4 separate regions of the Homo sapiens genome follow, and regions 2, 3 and 4 are each linked to region 1. The links are chromatin loops, found by intact Hi-C in ENCODE. Cell type or tissue: B cell. All regions are shown on one strand. Links, peaks and the distances in the headings refer to the core of each region. The heading gives the core; the rest is flanking DNA.

Region 1 (4,517 bases), core at 316-4,315:
TTGTGTGGTTACTTCCTGTGTCCTGACAACTTGTGCCTGGATCCCTGATGTGATCATTTAGATCTGGTAGAAATACCAGGTGGAGTCAGCCTCCTAAAGATGGAACAGTGGGTAACAGGTGTAGAAGCTGGGGCATGAGGTGGTGGCGTGCTCTCCTTGCATGAAGGCCCTCTCTCCCCTGCTGCTCCCGCTGTTGGTGCTGATGTTCAGACTCATGGACAGTGAGCCCTACAATGTGTCATACCCCTGGGGCTGAGGGCAAGAGGGAAAGGGAACAATGGCCCACACCAAAATGTAAAAGGCCCTCCGGGAGTTCTGGTGTATAGGCCCTCCATGTAGCTGGAAATGATGGCCACAATTCCTCAGACGCCTGCCGGCTCTTTCTTCCACGTCTTTAGTAGGGGATCAACAAGGTCACTTACTGTAGGGAGTGATTTACTCCGCCTTCCCTGGATCACATCAGATTGATTCTAATCAGATATCTATGTACTGTTACTCCCTGAACAAGCATTTGGCAGTACTGGTAGTGGGGAGCCAAGATGGATTTAATTTCCTTTGGCCGATATGCTTCATTTTCATGATAACATTTCTCAAAACTTAACGGAGGGGCTCTTGATTTCTGAATCTGCCCTTTTTTCTAGAAGGGTAAGGCAGGAAGGTAAGATCTCATTCTCAGATGATTAAGACCAGCACCCTCCTGCAGTATCCACGCTCCCACCCTGGGGCTTTCCTTTGAAATCAGCAAGAGTCTGTGTAGATGAAGAGATACGAGTCAGGAGCAGGTCCACATAGAAGCGGCTTTCCCATATTAATAATAATGTTTCACAATAATATCACTTTGGGTGCTTCCTCTACTCCTTGGAGCCATAGATAGTGGATTTATTGACTTGTTTTCCTTTGACTTATGGCTCTTTCTCGTTATTTTCTGAGTGTGGTTTTGCTTTGCTTCCTGGAAAGGGAAACAGAAGTGGTTCTGGTGAATCCTGGGAGAGTAGAGCCTAGTTTTGAACTCTTACTCTCTTGATGACACGGCTGCTCAGAGGGAAGCGTGGCCAGAAGAACATGTTGGAGTTCCTTGCTCATATCCCTGTGAATATGGCCACATGTGGCTCTAGGCATTCAGTGGGTTCATGCAGTCTTTGGAACAGAACCCCACAAGGGGCTGACAAACAACCTTCTAAGGCTTGGGGAGTGCTGAACTGGACAAACCAGGGTTTAGAGCTTCCTCAGTGACATGCACCGAGTGGATCCAGTGGCCCCTCTTAGAGTCTCTCCAAAAGGAGGGGGGCCCTTCTTCCCTTTTTTGCATCTCCACTTCCCTCTCCCTAGGGCCCAGTGCTTTGTCTGACCTCCTCTCCCACTGGAAATTTAGAGGTTATGTGCATTTCATCTATCAATGAATACAAAGAAGATGATTCCGAATCCGAGAACTGCTAAAATGGAATTTCAGGCATTTCCAGGGAGAGTTTAAATGGTAGAAAGGGCTGGATTTACCATTAGTGGCTATTAGTTTGATTCTACTAAGACAGCATTTCTATTTTGCTGTTGGGACTGAAACAAACCTCATTCATTTGACATGAAAAAAGTTGGGACAGTTTTGGTATCTCCTTAGCTGGCTCGGTTAAGTGTATGTGAGGGAGACCATTTTTCACGCCTGGCCGGCTCTGTGCTTAAGTGGCCCCATCGCAGCCAGAGTAGCCTCATTACAGCTGAAGTCCCTGGTAGGTCTCCTCCTTCCTCTGAGCCCAGCGCAGTGCCAAGGCCGGGGACTCTGGCTGGCACTGGTGACACGCTGTCTTGTCCTGAAGACACGAGGTTGGGTTCGGCAGCTGGCTCCTCCGGGACAGGGCCCAGTGCACTGAGCTTAGCTGAGCCCTTCCCCTCACACCTGAAGTGTGGCACGAGGATGGTCACTCAGAAGCAGCGAGTAGGGTGTCCTGGTGGGAAAAGCCTGGCTTTGTGCAGTCTCGGGGAAGGTTTTCAATGCCATCTGAGCCTGTTTCCTCATCTCTAAGGCAGGGACCAGGTAGCCCGCCCCGCAGGGTAGTTGCAGGAAGCAGACATGTATCTGGGAGCAGCTGGCGAGTTCCTGGCATGCACTGCTCCCATCCGATTTCCGCAGATTTCCTGCTGGAACGTTCTCTCGGGCCTCAAGTTTTCCTGAGAGGACGACGTGGAGAGTGGAGACAAAGATGCTCAAAAGCCAGGAAATCGCAGGCTCGGAAGCCCCCACGCATGCCTCTGAACGCAGCGCCATCTCGGGGCTGCGGCGGGACCAAGCGGGACGCTTGCAGGCTGTCGGCGGCGGGGGCCGCGAGCCGCCGGCGTAGGCCGCTCCAGCTGGAAGACCCCACCGCTAGGGTTCCAGGGGGCTGCGGACGCTTCCGAGGGGCCCAAGGCGAAAGAACGCAGCCCGCTTGTCGGCCACGTGACCGTCCCCGTCCGCGTCCGCAGCGACCACGTGACTGTGCGTCCGCGGCGTCGATTGACTGGGAGCTCCCTGGCCACGCCCTAAGCGCCAGCCCCGGGCTTCGGGGGGCGGTGCTGCTGCGGTTGCCATGGCGTCTTCCGAGCGCGCAGGCGTGGGCCCAGAGTAGCTTTTCGGGTATTTGCTACCGGCTCTCGGTAGGGCTGGTCACCTTTGCTTGCTGAGCTTCGCGCCCTGCGTCCTTTGGTCCCCAGCAACTTGCAGGGCAGCCGTCCCTCATGAGGCCCTCCAGCGAATGCCCTAAAGCTCCGAAGTTGCTCCGGAGGAAAACAGGCTTGCTCCGAGGGTGCACGTCCTTACTGCCCGTGACGTCGTGGTGCCTTGAGGGCACCCTTCTGGGAAGATCCTTGCAGAGGCCATGTCCCCTCTCCACGACATCCAAGCCCATTCCCAACTTGCTTTTCACTCCTGTCCCCCCGGGGAACGTCTACTGGACCTTAGGACAGCCCCTCACCCCCGTGCACCCCCCAGGTGGATCTGCAGCGAAACCTCTGTGGTGACTCACAGTTGCTAGCATTGGTTATCTTCTTCCTGGCAGAAGGTGGCAGGCTGATGCTGTCGTCGTTCCTGTGTGTCTGACAAATCACAAATATGAATTCAGATCGTCACAGCTGAGTCATGCCCAGGATTTCCATGAGCCCTGCTGGGGTGGCCAGCTTGAGCTCCCTTCCCCACAGCCTCCTCCAGCTCTGCAGCGCCAGGCACCAGTGTGACTCATGGGGGCCTGTGGAAGCCGGGGCTGCTCAGTGGGGCTGAGTCTAGGAGGGGGAGAGAGAGAAAGGGAGCCCATCAACAATTACAGTGCAAACGCCGCAGCTGCCACCACCGAGTGCCTCCAGTTAGGAACTGGTTTGTGAAATTCATTACCCTATGAGACGAGTTTTATCTCTGTTTCACTCAAGAGGATTCTGAGGCTCAGGAGGTTGTGAATGACTCGGGGAAGCACAGCTGGTAGGTGGCAGGGTTGAAATTTGAATCCAGGTCATTCTGACCCAGGAGTTCAGACTTTTTCCCAGCCCAGCCTTTCCACTCGACCTCAATTAGCACAGTCATGCTGGGTGCCAAAGCTATTTACTTTGCTTGCGGGAGTCCAGGAGCTGGCTCCTAATGGCTCCATTTGAAATGGTTTTTTAGGCAAAGGAGACTAGATGAACGTGGAGGAGAGGGAAAGTATTTAGGCGCGAAGATGCTACAGAACAGGCTTATTCCAGTGCACCTCCAAACCCAGGCGTGGTGTTCTTCCTTCTCGTGCCTTACTTTTACATCCCCAGCCACTGCTTGGTATCACCTGGTTGTCCTCTGGGCACCTGAAGCTCAGCATTTCCCAGGATGAATATTTGCTTTTCCCTGCCATATCTGTCTGCCCTGAGTGAGTCAGTATCAGCGGCCATGTGACCGTCCGTGTCTGCAGCGTCCTCCCCCCATCCCAATATTCTTGCAGGCAGTCAGGCTTTGAAGACCAGGTTGTCTCTTGTTAACTTGAAAATCACACAATCTAGAAATTTGGACCAGGAGACTTTCTTTCTTTCCTTTCTTCCTTCCTTTTTTTTTTCTTTTTTTTTTTTTTTTTGACAAAGTCTTGCTCTGTCGCCCAGGCTGGAGTGCAGTGTGGCTCGATCTCGGCCCACTGCAACCTCTGCCTCCCGGGTTCAAGCGATCCTCGTGCCTCAGCCTCCCGAGTAGCTAGGATTATGGGCGCCCGCCACCATGCCTGGCTAATTTTTGTATTTTAGTAGACACAGAGTTTCACTTTTTTTTTTTCAAATAGAGACAGTGTTACTGGTGGAGGGTGTCCAGGTTCTTGGCGTCTTGTACAAAGAACTGGGCAAAACCCACAAACACAGCAAGGAAAGAACGAAGCAACAAAAGCAGAGATTTATTGAAAACGAAAGTACACTCCACAAGATGGGATCAGACCCGAGCATAGGGACTAAGAGCCTGGTTTCAGAATTTTCTGGGGTTTAAATGCCCTCTAGAGGTTTCCCATTGGCCACTTGCTGTACACCCATGCAAATGAAGTAGTGGCTTG
Region 2 (4,000 bases), core at 1-4,000, 310 kb before region 1:
TAAGGAAACAACCATTTGTAACTTACCAGATGAAAGGTAAAATCTATTTTCTATCACCTTGGAAAGGCACTATTTCTCTGAGCCTGGATTTGTTTTCTGCCAACAAGTGACGGCACAAGCTCTCTATTACAGAGAGTAAAAAGCCCAGGCAGTCTTTTTCATGGCTGCTCACCATGTAAACATGTCCATAAAGTGTTCTGTGTAGCTAAGTTAGAGGACAAGAAGAAGTACTTTACAAAAATTACATCTTTACATATTTGCGTTTGTATGACATACTTTTTTCTTTTATTCCTGATAATAAAGTTTTACCATTTTATAATTTAAAAATGTAAATATGGAGTTGGGCATGGTGGTTGGGAGGCTGAGACCAGAAGATCGCTTGAGCCCAGGGGTTTGAGACCAGCCTGGGCAACATGCAGAAACCCTGTCTCTACAAATAAAAAATTAGCCAAGCGTGGTAGCACGCACCTGTAATCCCAGCTACTCGGGAGGCTGAGGCAGGAGAATCGCTTGAGCCTGGGAGGTGGAGGCTGCAGTGAGCTGAGACTGTACCACTGCACTCCAGCCTGGGTGACAGAGTGAGGCTCTGTCTCAAAAAAACAAAACACAAAAAAACAAACAAAAAAAAGCAAATATATGTAAAAATAGGAAGTGCGGTTTCCCAAAATGAGGTCTGTAAACAACTGATCTAGAAAATGTTCTGGAAAAAGTAAAAAAGGATCAGGATCTGAGGTCAACTGACCTCTCCCTGCGCTCTGGACAGGCAAACAGGCAAGGTTCCCTCTGAGGCCGTAGCGGCTTCTCGTGGGCGAGTCCCTGTTCGCAGGTGACGTGTGGACCACGCTCTTCCGAAGCGTCTGGCCTGTGTGCTCTCGGGGAGGGGACGCAGGTCAGCCCACCTAGCCGATGGCTAACAAGTCAGTTTGTTTTCTGAACGGAAGCTTAAACCTAGAAAAGTAACTGGGTTGGGGTGGGGGTGTAGCCACATGCAGTAAAAGCACTGCCTGTCTGTATAACAACGACCTGATGAAAAAAGGAACGCGTGAAATGGGGAGTGTTAGGGCGTCACAAACTCCAGTGTGGTTGAAATGAAAGCAGAAAGCAAATGGCAAGCTGGCTTCCCCTTCCAGCTTTTCACAACCCTGCCTTGCTCATGGTCAGCCCCAAGCACGGGCGGAAGAAAGGACTGGAGGGGAGGGAAAGGGGTGGGGAGCGAGGGTACCAGAGGCGTGGGAGGACGGGGACAAAGGGGCAGCAAGGGACCGGCGGAAAGGAAAGTCGGCGTTAGCTGGATTGGAAACAGTCCAGACAGAACGATGGGCTCTGCTGCCTCCGGGTGGGGCACCAAGCGGGGAGCGGGGCCACGAGGCAGGGGACAGTGAAGCACCATGCAGCGCCCACCAGCCGGCAGCGCCCACCAGCCTGCGCTGCGCTGCACATGGTACCCGCGGCCCCAGCTGGCCAGTGTGTGGCGGAGATGAGACCCTCGTGAAGAGACTAAGCGGCCACAGCAGGGGGAAGGGTTGCTCACATAACCCCATACTGCTCACACTACGAGGTTAACTGCCGTGAGATCTGCCTGCAGCCAGCAGAAACCCGTTCTAGGAAAACGTTGCCCAGTGACTTCAGTGAGTGCCACTGACCCGGGCGCCTCCGCCCCGGCGTCCGGCAGCAGCACCGATTGCGCAGGAGGCACCTTGCAAACAACCTTTCCTGATCCGCGCTGCAGTTCCCAGGCCGGTTGCAGCCGTTTCACAGAGACTGCGCACACAAAGCGTCTCCGTGCCCTGCCATTCACCTTTCGACACAGCCGCAACCCCTCTTTTCAGTGTTAAAACCTGGCGCCAAAAGGAACATGCGATGTGACGTGTTACCTCTGCGCATGCGCCGGGCATTCCCAGCGCCCCGAACCTGATGAACGCGCGGTGGGGACCCCAGGCTTCCGTGCTTTCGTTTTCCTGGAAGCTACGTGTCCTCAGTCTACATATTGTTACCTGGAAAATAAAGTTTTCTCCTTTTTTCTTCCTTTGTTAACAGGCAGAAGGTGTAGGCTGCAGGTTTCGGGCCTAAGAGAGGGCATGGCTGGCGACACGGAGTAGACTCCTAGATGACATAACGGAGGCGAGTCTGCACCGGGGACTCGGCATTAGGAGGAGGCAGAGGAAAAGCCCACCACCGTGGCCGAGGGAGATCTAGCAAGCAGCTTGCAGGGGGTGAAGTGTGTGCAAAGCAGGCTGAGACCTGTCCAGTATCGAAACACGCCGCGGTGGTCAAGCAGGCTTTACCATGCTCAGGCGCAGGCTGGTACAAGATTTGCAGCAACAAACACCAAGTGGAGAACTACATGAACACTTTTGATCGCATCCCAGTTTTCAGACAATCTCGGATAATTCTGAAAATGCTTCTTATGCATTATATAAGAGTTTAGGTTATGATTTAACAGACAAGCTTTTTCAGGAGTATTAGGTTATTGGCAGAAGAAGAGACCTACTTAAAGTTTGGATGACTGTATTCCTAAAAGGTTCATACCTCTCAAAATTACCTTAAGATCTCTTCTGGCTCAGAGATTTAAATTTTTATACCCTAAGTCCTTACAACAAGCATTCACTGTTACAACTGATCATTCATTTACTAAGAATCCAGCAGGTTAAAGTAGAATATTTAAGCTTAAAAAAAAAAACAAAAAAACTAGCATTTTAGCTTTGCAATTTTTCTTCATAATAATGAACTGTTATGTATAGGGTTTCTCCTTTTTTTTTCATAAGAAATTACGGGCATGCCCAATTAAGGTAGTATTGAGGTTCTTAAGGTAACAGTACTCAGTCCACAGTGTATAAATTTCTTCTCACTGTAACCTGGCTATGCTGGGGAGTAAATCTCTTATTTATGTTTTTCACAACCATAATATTTAACAATGTCATTTTCATGAGTACATGTGCCAGAATTTAAGAATGTAAAACATTCTGGATTTATAAAAACAAATGAATTATATTTACACTACAGAAAGATTTACTGCAGGATTTTTCTAACCAATAAGCTCCCCTACAGCGTTCCAAGACACAAAGTAATTTACAGTGCATTTGAGTCCAACTTTTTGATCAAGAACACATCTGCTGCACTAAGCAAAGGAGTTGCAGCAACACCAAAATCACACTTGGCTCTCACGGCCAAAATCGCCGTCACCTCCGTATGTTCTCCTTGGTCACTGACTCTCCTTCCTCCAAGCAGACATAGACAGTGGGCACATATTTGACAATCTGTGAAGCATCTGACAAGCACTCATTATGCCATTTGGAGGGTGTACTAACGTAACTAGCATTGTGGCATACAAAGGGCAATTCTAAGGGTGAACAGACTTCGGAGCGTGGAAAAGAACATGACAATGCCACCACCTATTACTGCGGCCCCCACGAGGTGTTGGAAGCTAGGATAAGTGTCTTAAAACACTATCTCATTTAATTTTTAAAATACAACCTTTGAGTAGGTATCATCTCCATTCTACAGATGAGAATTAAGACCCAGAGAAGGCACAAAGAATCCTGGATTTAGGAATAAAAAGATGCAACTTCAAATATTTGCTATCATCAGTCCCCCTGGCATGTCCCTGAATTCTCTGGGCCTCAGTCTTCTGAACCACAAAACGGAGAAAACGCTACCTCTTAACAGTATATGGAGGATTAAAGCACTCTGTGAGCTGGAAAAGGCTATCCTAGTCTACCTAGTTATAAAACAGTATTAGTTAGGTGTTTCCATGGGAAATTTAATCTTTCACTGGAAGTAGGGAATTAGGGAATGTTTAACACAATTCCTGATTATCTCATATCACCCATGGGTCTTTGGAAACAGAAGTCAAGTTTTTAGGCCAGGTGTGGTGGCTCATGCCTGTAATCCCAACACTTTTGTCAGGCCAAGGCAGGAGGATTGCTTGAGGCCAGGAGTTTGAGACCGACCTGGGCAACATAGCGTGATTTCATCTCTATCTTAATAAAATACTTAAAAA
Region 3 (4,517 bases), core at 196-4,195, 49 kb before region 1:
TTTTTGTCCCCCCCATCCCCCTTTTTTTTTGTTTTGTTCTGTTTTGTTTTGGGTGGGAGGGTGGGAAATTTGGGTTTTTAAGTCCTCTAAACACACTTGGGCACGGAAATGCAGTACTGTAAGGAAGAGGGACCTCCAGCTTCCACAAACACCATCTTCAGCTGTATGAAAGGGACGGTTGTGGTGAAGTTTGTCAGGCACAGTAAGCATGCTGAGTGGCGGGGATCAGAACTCTCCTATCTGAACCTACTGAGGAGCAAAGCAGCAATTACATGGGATCCTGTGGCTCTCCCGTTGCAGAGGCCACAGGAAGATAGGATGGAACGTGACTGGTCTCCTAACCAAGGTGCACTGAGAAGCAATCAACGGGTCGGTCGTGGCCAGTCCTGGGGAGGTCTGAGTGGTGGTCTTTGGGATAACCTTTGGCCTTATGGATTTGGACTCGAAATTAGAAGAGCCTACCATTTCAGATGCAATCACTTTTGGACATGCTTTTGCAGACAGTCCTTAATGCTGAAAACACAGAGAATGGGTAATTCAAGAGGCCTTTCTTTTAAAATAGACTTTTGTGACCCACTAATTGTAAGGTATTGCAAGGTCACTTTGCGTGTGTCATAAAGTTGACTTCCTTATTGGTTGAAGGTCACAGAAGTAGTGGTTTGCTTTGATGGAAATAGCTACAGCTGTGTCCCTTCCTGCTTTTTACTTTTTCTTTTGCTTTTTCTCGGCACGTGGTATCTCCACCATTTCTTCTGCACAAAGATGTCTTCTGTTCATCCTGAACATTTTTAAAAAATGCAGAATTTTATGTGACTGCTTTTTTGCCTCACAATTATGCTGTGAATTTTACAAAAATTTATTTTCTTTTTTGATAATTTATTGTACCAAAGCTGTTTTTATAGCACATAGATGTCTGTAACCAATAATGTAGCAGTTCTGCACTTTGACACAAGGTGTAACTAGACCATTTTTAAATGTCAGTTGAAAATTATGGCTGTACTATTGCTTAAACAAAACTGGAACTGTTGTTGAATCCATAGCCAATACATTTACAGCAATCTGTGTACTGAACATAGTAGATTGACATCTAATTCAAGATTACAACATCTGTTACATTCTAAGTGTGTTCAGGCTTCTGAAGGTAAAGGGACACTGGATCCAGAAGCTATGGAACCAGCAGTTGATTCTTGTATTCCTGATTAACCTACTTGTAAACTTGAAAGCAAGACCTTGATTGCACCAACAGGTCCAGAGTATGAGTGCAAGCAAAGCAGAACTCTCATGCGTGACCTGAGCAGACAGGCTGGTATTTAACAGGTGCCTCGTGTTGAGATTACGCTGCCTTAATGTAACACAGTCTGGCAGTTGCTAAATTTGTGTTCCCATTTTAAATTGACCAATTTTGGGGTGTGACACTTTTGAGCGGTTGAATTGGGAGAATGAAGATAAGTAATTTACCTGTCCAGGATCAAAAGAAGCCTAGAAAAGAAGCAGTAATCTACCTCTGCCGATAACCTGTTTAAGATGACTCAGCAGAACACCGCGTTTCATTCTATTGGTCAATTCCATGTGGCTGACTAGGTCAATTTTTTTTCTGAACAAAAGCAGGTTTTTATATGTAAACAGTGAGAAAAGAAAGGCTAAACACTATGTAAATGTGAATGGAAACTTGGAAATACTCGTTTTTATAAACTACAAAAACTTTTTGTTGTTTATCAGGAAATCCATATTTATTTTGTAATTAACTGTCAAGCCTGTGGATGATTTTTTTGAACTTGGTAGTTCATAAAGGTTTACAGTGAATAAAAGGATATCATCTTGAGTATAGCAATATCAAAAGGAATTCAGTAGTTACTGCTGTTTAGGAATATAAGGTTAAGATATCATATGGGTCAGGTCATTTTTTTTTTCTGTGCTGGTTGCCACATCTTAGCAAGCACCAAAAAACTAAAGCAGTTTTTAAACCGATATTTACGTAAAGAAAATCATAAAATCCAATGCTTCTGCATACTGTGTTATGTTACAGTCCAGTTTTGTGTGCTTTACTACACAGTTTGGTTACAGGACTTCTGTGCATTGTAAACATAAACAGCATGGAAAAGGTTAAATACCTGTGTTCAGATTGTAAGATCTAGTCCGGACTTGCTGTGTATATTGTAACGTTAAATGAAAAAAGAACCCCCCTTTGTATTATAGTCATGCGGTCTTATGTATGATAAACAGTTGAATAATTTGTCCTCAGACTCTTTACTATGCTTTTTTAAAAATTAATTTAAGAAAAATGTAAACATAGTAAAAATCTTCCTATGCAATTAAACTGGTCCAGGTCTGGTAGGTATAGTATCAAAGTTGAGTTAAATGTGTAAAAAGGAAACTATTTGAGATACATTGACATAGGCATCAGCAATCTCTGAAAGTAAAAATTGGAGGTTTAACAGATCATTTTGATTTTTCACATTGATTTTTTTATTTGAATGTTTACATAATTTTGTGATTCAAAATGCTCATATTTTAGTTGGTAGCATTTCGACTGGATGTGAGGGTCTGATGGTTTTCTCTGATATGCTTTGACGTGCTTGGATGAAGGAAGGAATACGAATACTCATTCTTCCTTCCCTAACTCCTCGTACGGGGCCATATCAGAATTCTAGAATTCTTGCCACTGTGATTCAATTGCTAACCTAAAGTCTTCTCTTTTTACAAATTCACCTGCTTCAGTATATATTAAGGTGGCTTTCGAGAGGCAAGATGCTTATTTAAAAGTTAAGCGTGAATCTGTAAAATTAAGGTTGGTTGCGTAAAGTTGAAGTTAACCACATGTAAGAAAGGAAAACTTCCATTAGTTTTCTTCTTAGGGTGTGAGAATTTTACCTAGGCACATGGATATTGGGCTGAAAAAAAAAAACCGACATTTTTATTTAAAACTACATGTAAAAAATCATGAAAGATTCAGTAATTATGTTAGGCTCACAAGTGACCATTGAGTTTGCCCCTGTACTGCTTCCCAGCTTTTGTGGTGTTGAACTTTTCTGTTCTTCCAATAGGGAGATACATAATCAAAATACACACGAAGACGAGATAGCAGGCACTCAGTTCTAGGCCAGTTTCTCAGTTTCCTTTGGGCCTGCCTTTATTTTGATAGTCGCAGAATGCAGGTTCAGATGCGATCCGGTGCATTCTGGGTGGTATCCCCATAGACAGAATACAAGTTCAAGACTCATTTTTATGTCCATTTTTATAGTGGTAGACTGTATGTAATAGACCAGATGGTTCATTCCAAATACATGACTTGGTCTTACTGCTATATATGAAGGAAGTTTGAAAATGTAATGGGGACAAAAGCCGTGCGTGACTTCGGTATACCCAGACTTCATTCAGATTTCTTAAAAATCTGCTAGGGATGTCTGTTGACCAGACGTTGGAAAACCTTTGGTGTCAGGGAGAGTAGAGGAGAAGTTCTGATTTTCATAACCCTGGTTTCTTATCTAGGCCTGTTTCCTTGCGTGAAAACATACATCACCAAGTAATTTGTAGTACAAAGAACAAGAGAAGAAACCCTAAGAAGATAGCTTATTTGTTATCCTCCCTTTTAATGACTAACCTTAATCCAAATGAATCCACTGAGAACCAGCCTGTGGATGCCTACTGGGCTTTCACCCTGGACCAGGAATTTTTGACGTATGCCTGTGTTGAAGGCACTGGATGCTTGTTTTGTGGAAGACATGTTCATTGAGGTAAGTGGCTCATCGCTTGGTGTGTTTGGCTCTCTTTGGCATTATGCATAGCCAAGGTCCCAGATTTTGGCTGCTCTCAGTGGGTGTTCTTGCATCAGAACTTTAAAAAAAATAACACTACCTTAACACTGAGACTGTCAGGTATTTGTCAGTATTTATTTCTAATTTCCTACTTTAAATCTTAGGAGACAAAGTGTTTCTCCAACTGGACGCTGATTTGAAACACAACTAGAATGCTACAGGTCTCTCTTCCAGTATGCAGCTGCTGTACCTGAAAATTTTTCCCCATAATTTCCCATCTTTAGGGTATGTCCCTGTTATCAGGTGTGGAATTAATGTGGGTAAATTTCCATTTCAGTTGAATTTCCTGTCATCCCCAGCAAAACCTGTGAATCCTTCTTCAAAGCATAGAGGAGGCAGAGACAAGTCTTAAACCGGCTTCCCTTCGCTTTTACCAGGTAGCCTGGTTCAGTCCCAGCTGGGTCCTGAAGGAGCACAGTACTAGAGCCTGAGTCATGTTGACTATTAATAAAGTGCATTAAGTTTGGGTCAGGCAAAGTGGTGGCAAAAGTTCATGATGCAGGACAGAGGAAACAAGTGGACAAGACAAGTGGAGCCCAGCTCTGTTCGCATGGGAGGCCGGGCGATGCTGGCATGGGTGTGGTTGGCCGAGTTCTCATAGCTAGAGAAAGGCCGTGTAGGTATAAGTGCTTAATGTTTCATCTGTCTGAAAGACCAGCTATTTGATAATCTTCCCGATTAAATTTCTAAAATTGCTACTTT
Region 4 (4,517 bases), core at 262-4,261, 340 kb before region 1:
ATTCCTCAGTCTGCCTTTCTGCATCTTTTGAGTGATACACTCTAATAATTTGACTGCATTTTGTGTGAGTATAGCTGGATCCGCTTTGATTCTACAAATTAGGTGCCCTTCTGTTTCTTAGTAATGTCATATTCTCTGACCACTGTAGCCACTTAAGATAGTCTCAAATATGAATAATTTTCAGTGGCCATAGTGGAGAAGATGCTGACCCAGGAGGCTTATTCTCACCTCCACCTCTTAGACTCACATGTATGATTTTTTTTTCTCCCTACCAAAGTGGCTAGTTTTGACAGCCTTTAGGTTGCAGAACTGTTTATATTCGAAAGAAGACCTTACCTTCATAGAGCATTTTCCCGGGCAGTTGTTCTGCTTTGTGTTTTTAATATCTACTCTTATTCGGAGTCCCAAAATGAGTTAGCTTGGGTAGCTCTCACAATGAAAACTGATTTCTTCGCATAAAACTTTATTCTACCTTTTTGAAAACCAGCTGGAAATGATGAATGGTGGCTTCAACAGTAATGGTTCACGAAGAACTGATCGTGTCCCCATCAATGAGGTCTTACCCATGGCAGGGCAATGGCGGTCTACTGTAATTCTGTGTTGGTTGTAGTAAGTTGGGGGAATATCAGGCCAAGAATCAACAGAGCTACGTGGCTTAGGCAGGTCAGTTTCTCTGTGCCTCAGCCTGCTCACCTGTGAGATGGGAATAATAAACACCCCTCAGAAGGTATTGTGAGGTCATTCACTAAAGGACATTTCAGTCCTTTGAATGGGTCTGGAACATACCCTAGTATTTTTACTCTACATAGAAGAAATCAGTCCTAGAATATAATTAGATCGGACTTTCTGGTCCTTTAATCACTCGCCTCCTTCCTAAACTGGATCCAGCTGCAAATGATTGCGTTAGTCTCAGGACTTCATTTTCATTTGACTCAGCTGATCAAAACTGAGACCATTCTGAGGCAGGAGAATAGGGTCTGGAGGCAGTAAACCTAAGCCCAATTCACGCTGACTTCCTAGAACTAAATCAAAAGGAAAACCCCAACTTTCCACATCCAAGTAACAAAAGGACCAGAGGCTACTCCCTCTGCAACCCCCCTTTTTCCACGTGGCAGATAAACTCTAAGTACCTTTGATTGGTCCCCTCCCACAGCCAATGAGGCTGTTCACAGGTCAAGACTTCATTTGCATGGGAGTATAACTTTGTAACTTCAGCCTCTGATTGGTTGCTTTCTGCAACTAATCAGATGTTTGCATAGGGTATAGCTTTATAACTTCGCTTCAGCCTCTGGTTGGTCCTCTCCTGCAACCAATCAGACTGATTATGGTCCACTACTTCATTTACACAAGGTGTACACCAAGTAACCAATGGGAAACCTCTACAGGGTATTTAAATCCCAGAAAATTGTGTCACCGGGCCCTTCAGCCTCATGGGCTGCTCCCACCTTGTGGGTGTACTTTCATTTTCAACAAATCTCTGCTTTTGTTGCTTCCTTCTTTCCTTGCTTTGTGTGTTTTGTCCAATTCTTTGTTCAAGAACGCCAGGGTGACGTAACAATTCAAACCATGAAGAGGTAACAGAGCCCTTCGCGCGTCTCAACACGTGGTGACGCAGCTAATAACCTGTGATGCATACATGGGAACAAATGCATAGAAAAACTTGTCAATGACACGGCAAAGTAAAACCCAAATGAAGCGAGGTGAAAGAATGGGCTGCAGCGCAGGCAAAACTGCACCACGTTACAGACTGCTCGCCTGGGATGGAACGGTGGGGAGGTGCGCAGACGGATGGACAAGCGCCTGGCAAAATGGATTTCTTTTCCTAGACTGCTAATGCTACTAACAGTTCCCTCCTCACAGGGTCGCTATAACGAGGTAACATACAGCACTTAGAAGACGGCCTGACCCAGAATAACACTAATGTTCACATGGCTGCGAGTCTCAGACCAAAATCAATAGCCGGTATCTACTGAAACTGCAGCAAGGCGAAACCACGGGAATGGCGCTCCGTTGAGTAGAGCAACGCACAGCACATCACATCGCATCCTCCGTAGCGGGAGGCTCTGGCCTCACCGCAGCGGCACTTCCCGGAAGAGCCCAGGATATTCGGGGACCCGCACCGGACAGGCGGCCCAGGCCCCCTGGCGCCCAGCTGGCCGCCCTGTTGCAGCTCTCATGCCAAGACCTGCGCCTAACGGCAGGGATTCCGGCGGTCATCATTTATTCTTGGCGCTAAGCTGCCGCTTCTCTTTTTTATCACCACAGAGTAACGCAGACCCCACCGTTTCCTTCCATTCTGAGCCAACCACTCCAGCAGCCACCGGGGCGCCAGGTTATGCTGGGGCTGCACCACCCGGCCCGAGGCTTTTGAAGCCACGCCTGAGCGCGGAGGATGGGCAGGATTTGCCCCGTGAACTCCCGCGCACGCAGGCTCCGCGCGAGGCCCGGGCGCCCGAGCGGCGATTCCCTCCCCTATCACCAGCTCCAGGGTGGTGCCCCCCGGCTGTGGAGCCCAGACCCCGGCCGTCCAGCAGCGTATAGACGAGCCCATGTCTGCGATGTAACTGCACCGCGCTGGGGATCCACCTCCCGCCAGGGTGAGGGCGCCGTCCTCCAGCGTATGCTAGGCAGGCGCGCCCCGCCCTCCTGGTCACGTGACCACGCCTACAGCCGAAGAGGATGGGAAAATGCGGCCCTGTTCCTGAACAGGAAGCGGAAGCAGGAAGGAACTGAGAACACCAGCATCTGCTGCCGCCCTGAATCAGCGTTAGCATGTGGAGGCAACCTCAGCCCCCAGTTTTTGAAGAAGGTGATTCAGATTCAGACACAGGAATTATGGTGACGGTAGAAATGGACTGGAAGGTTCGTTCCCCTTGCCCACCAAGACTCCAGAGCAGGTGGGTTCTTGATGTCTACTCTGCATGAAGCCCTGGGCTTTCCGGCCCTCCCTACTTTTCCTCCGAATTCACAGCACAGCGGAGCCAAAATGTATTCCTGCCAAAACGGGCATTTCCCAAAAGAAAATATTGTTTTAGATTCATTGTTCACAGCCTCTTTTTTTTTGTTGTTCATTTGAAGCAATTTTTCTTTTTTATTATTATACTTTAAGTTTTAGGGTACATGTGCACAGTGTGCAGGTTAGTTACATATGTATACATGTGCCATGCTGGTGCGCTGCACCCACTAACTCGTCATCTAGCATTAGGTATATCTCCCAATGCTATCCCTCCCCCTCCCCCCACCCCACAACAGTCCCCAGAGTGTGATGTTCCCCTTCCTGTGTCCATGTGTTCTCATTGTTCAGTTCCCACCTATGAGTGAGAATATGCGGTGTTTGGTTTTTTGTTCTTGCGATAGTTTACTGAGAATGATGATTTCCAATTTCATCCATGTCCCTACAAAGGACATGAACTCATCGTTTTTTATGGCTGCATAGTATTCCATGGTGTATATGTGCCACATTTTCTTAATCCAATCTGTCATTGTTGGACATTTGGGTTGGTTCCAAGTCTTTGCTATTGTGAATAATGCCGCAATAAACATACACGTGCGTGTGTCTTTATAGCAGCATGATTTATAGTCCTTTGGGTATATACCCAGTAATGGGATGGCTGGGTCAAATGGTATTTCTAGTTCTAGATCCCTGAGGAATCGCCACACTGTCTTCCACAATGGTTGAACTAGTGTACAGTCCTACCAACAGTGTAAAAGTGTTCTTATTTCTCCACATCCTCTCCAGCACCTGTTGTTTCCTGACTTTTGAATGATCGCCATTCTAACTGGTGTGAGATGGTATCTCATTGTGGTTTTGATTTGCATTTCTCTGATGGCCAGTGATGATGAGCATTTTTTCATGTGTTTTTTGGCTGCATAAATGTCTTCTTTTGAGAAGTGTCTGTTCATATCCTTCACCCACTTGTTGATGGGGTTGTTTTTTTCTTGTAAATTTGTTTGAGTTCATTGTAGATTCTGGATATTAGCCCTTTGTCAGATGAGTAGGTTGCGAAAATTTTCTCCCATTTTGTAGGTTGCCTGTTCACTCTGATGGTAGTTTCTTTTGCTGTGCAGAAGCTCTTTAGTTTAATTAGATCCCATTTGTCAATTTTGCCTTTGGTTGCCATTGGTTTTGGTGTTTTAGACATGAAGTCCTTGCCCATGCCTATGTCCTGAATGGTAATGCCTAGGTTATGGTTTTAGGTCTAACGTTTAAGTCTTTAATCCATCTTGAACTGATTTTTGTATAAGGTGCAAGGAAGGGATCCAGTTTCAGCTTTCTACATATGGTTGGCCAGTTTTCCCAGCACCATTTATTAAATAGGGAATCCTTTCCCCATTGCTTGTTTTTCTCAGGTTTGTCAAAGATCAGATAGTTGTAGATATGCGGCGTTATTATTTCTGAGGCACAGCCTCTTTCTTTCGTCTCCCTTTCCTTTCCTCATCTCTTGCTCTAATTGGAGAATTTGACAACTCTGAACCTCTGACTGTGGATAACCCCAACTCCAGCAAGCCTGGGCAAG

Evidence for each region. A loop is a pair of places that touch in the nucleus more often than their neighbours do. Peaks named below come from ENCODE experiments on the same cell type or tissue, not always from the same donor. Only the 100,000 strongest peaks of a DNase experiment are listed, where the experiment ranks them.
Region 2: a loop joins it to region 1, with 12 times the contacts of the local background. A loop is called at or near these places in 49 of 110 quality-filtered maps.
Region 3: it touches region 1 in a loop (2.0-fold over the local background); 8 of 110 quality-filtered maps call a loop at or near these places.
Region 4: a loop joins it to region 1, with 17 times the contacts of the local background. A loop is called at or near these places in 20 of 110 quality-filtered maps.

The regions. Positions count from the first base shown.
Region 1 is chr21:37,561,443-37,565,959 of GRCh38, forward strand. All of the region lies in intron 1 of KCNJ6-AS1 (KCNJ6 antisense RNA 1), which reads left to right. LOC105372798 (a long non-coding RNA gene) reads left to right here. Exons shown (of 2, transcript XR_005647073.2): 1 at 1-3,439. Among named protein-coding and RNA genes, the nearest start is that of KCNJ6-AS1, 45 kb to the left of the region's middle. RefSeq lists a silencer at 2,266-2,365 and an enhancer at 2,405-2,699. In B cell, for the core only: a CTCF peak has its summit at 2,223 (motif pointing left); a DNase peak (open chromatin) is centred at 2,519; H3K4me3 peaks cover 1,897 bases; H3K27ac peaks cover 1,475 bases.
Region 2 is chr21:37,256,539-37,260,538 of GRCh38, forward strand. All of the region lies in intron 1 of VPS26C (VPS26 endosomal protein sorting factor C), which reads right to left. Among named protein-coding and RNA genes, the nearest start is that of VPS26C, 8.8 kb to the right of the region's middle. RefSeq lists enhancers at 751-850, 936-1,528, 1,261-1,540, 1,529-2,121. In B cell, for the core only: no CTCF peak of the experiment used is centred there; DNase peaks (open chromatin) are centred at 1,043 and 1,873; H3K4me3 peaks cover 1,848 bases; H3K27ac peaks cover 2,216 bases.
Region 3 is chr21:37,512,938-37,517,454 of GRCh38, forward strand. DYRK1A (dual specificity tyrosine phosphorylation regulated kinase 1A) reads left to right here. Exons shown (of 12, transcript NM_001347721.2): 12 at 1-4,517. Among named protein-coding and RNA genes, the nearest start is that of KCNJ6-AS1, 3.4 kb to the right of the region's middle. In B cell, for the core only: no CTCF peak of the experiment used is centred there; no DNase peak of the experiment used is centred there; H3K27ac peaks cover 487 bases.
Region 4 is chr21:37,218,701-37,223,217 of GRCh38, forward strand. DSCR9 (Down syndrome critical region 9) reads left to right here. Exons shown (of 3, transcript NR_026719.2): 3 at 1,538-3,036. Among named protein-coding and RNA genes, the nearest start is that of DSCR9, 12 kb to the left of the region's middle. RefSeq lists an enhancer at 2,190-2,339. In B cell, for the core only: CTCF peaks have their summits at 2,286 and 2,593; DNase peaks (open chromatin) are centred at 1,631 and 2,641; H3K4me3 peaks cover 1,985 bases; H3K27ac peaks cover 1,346 bases.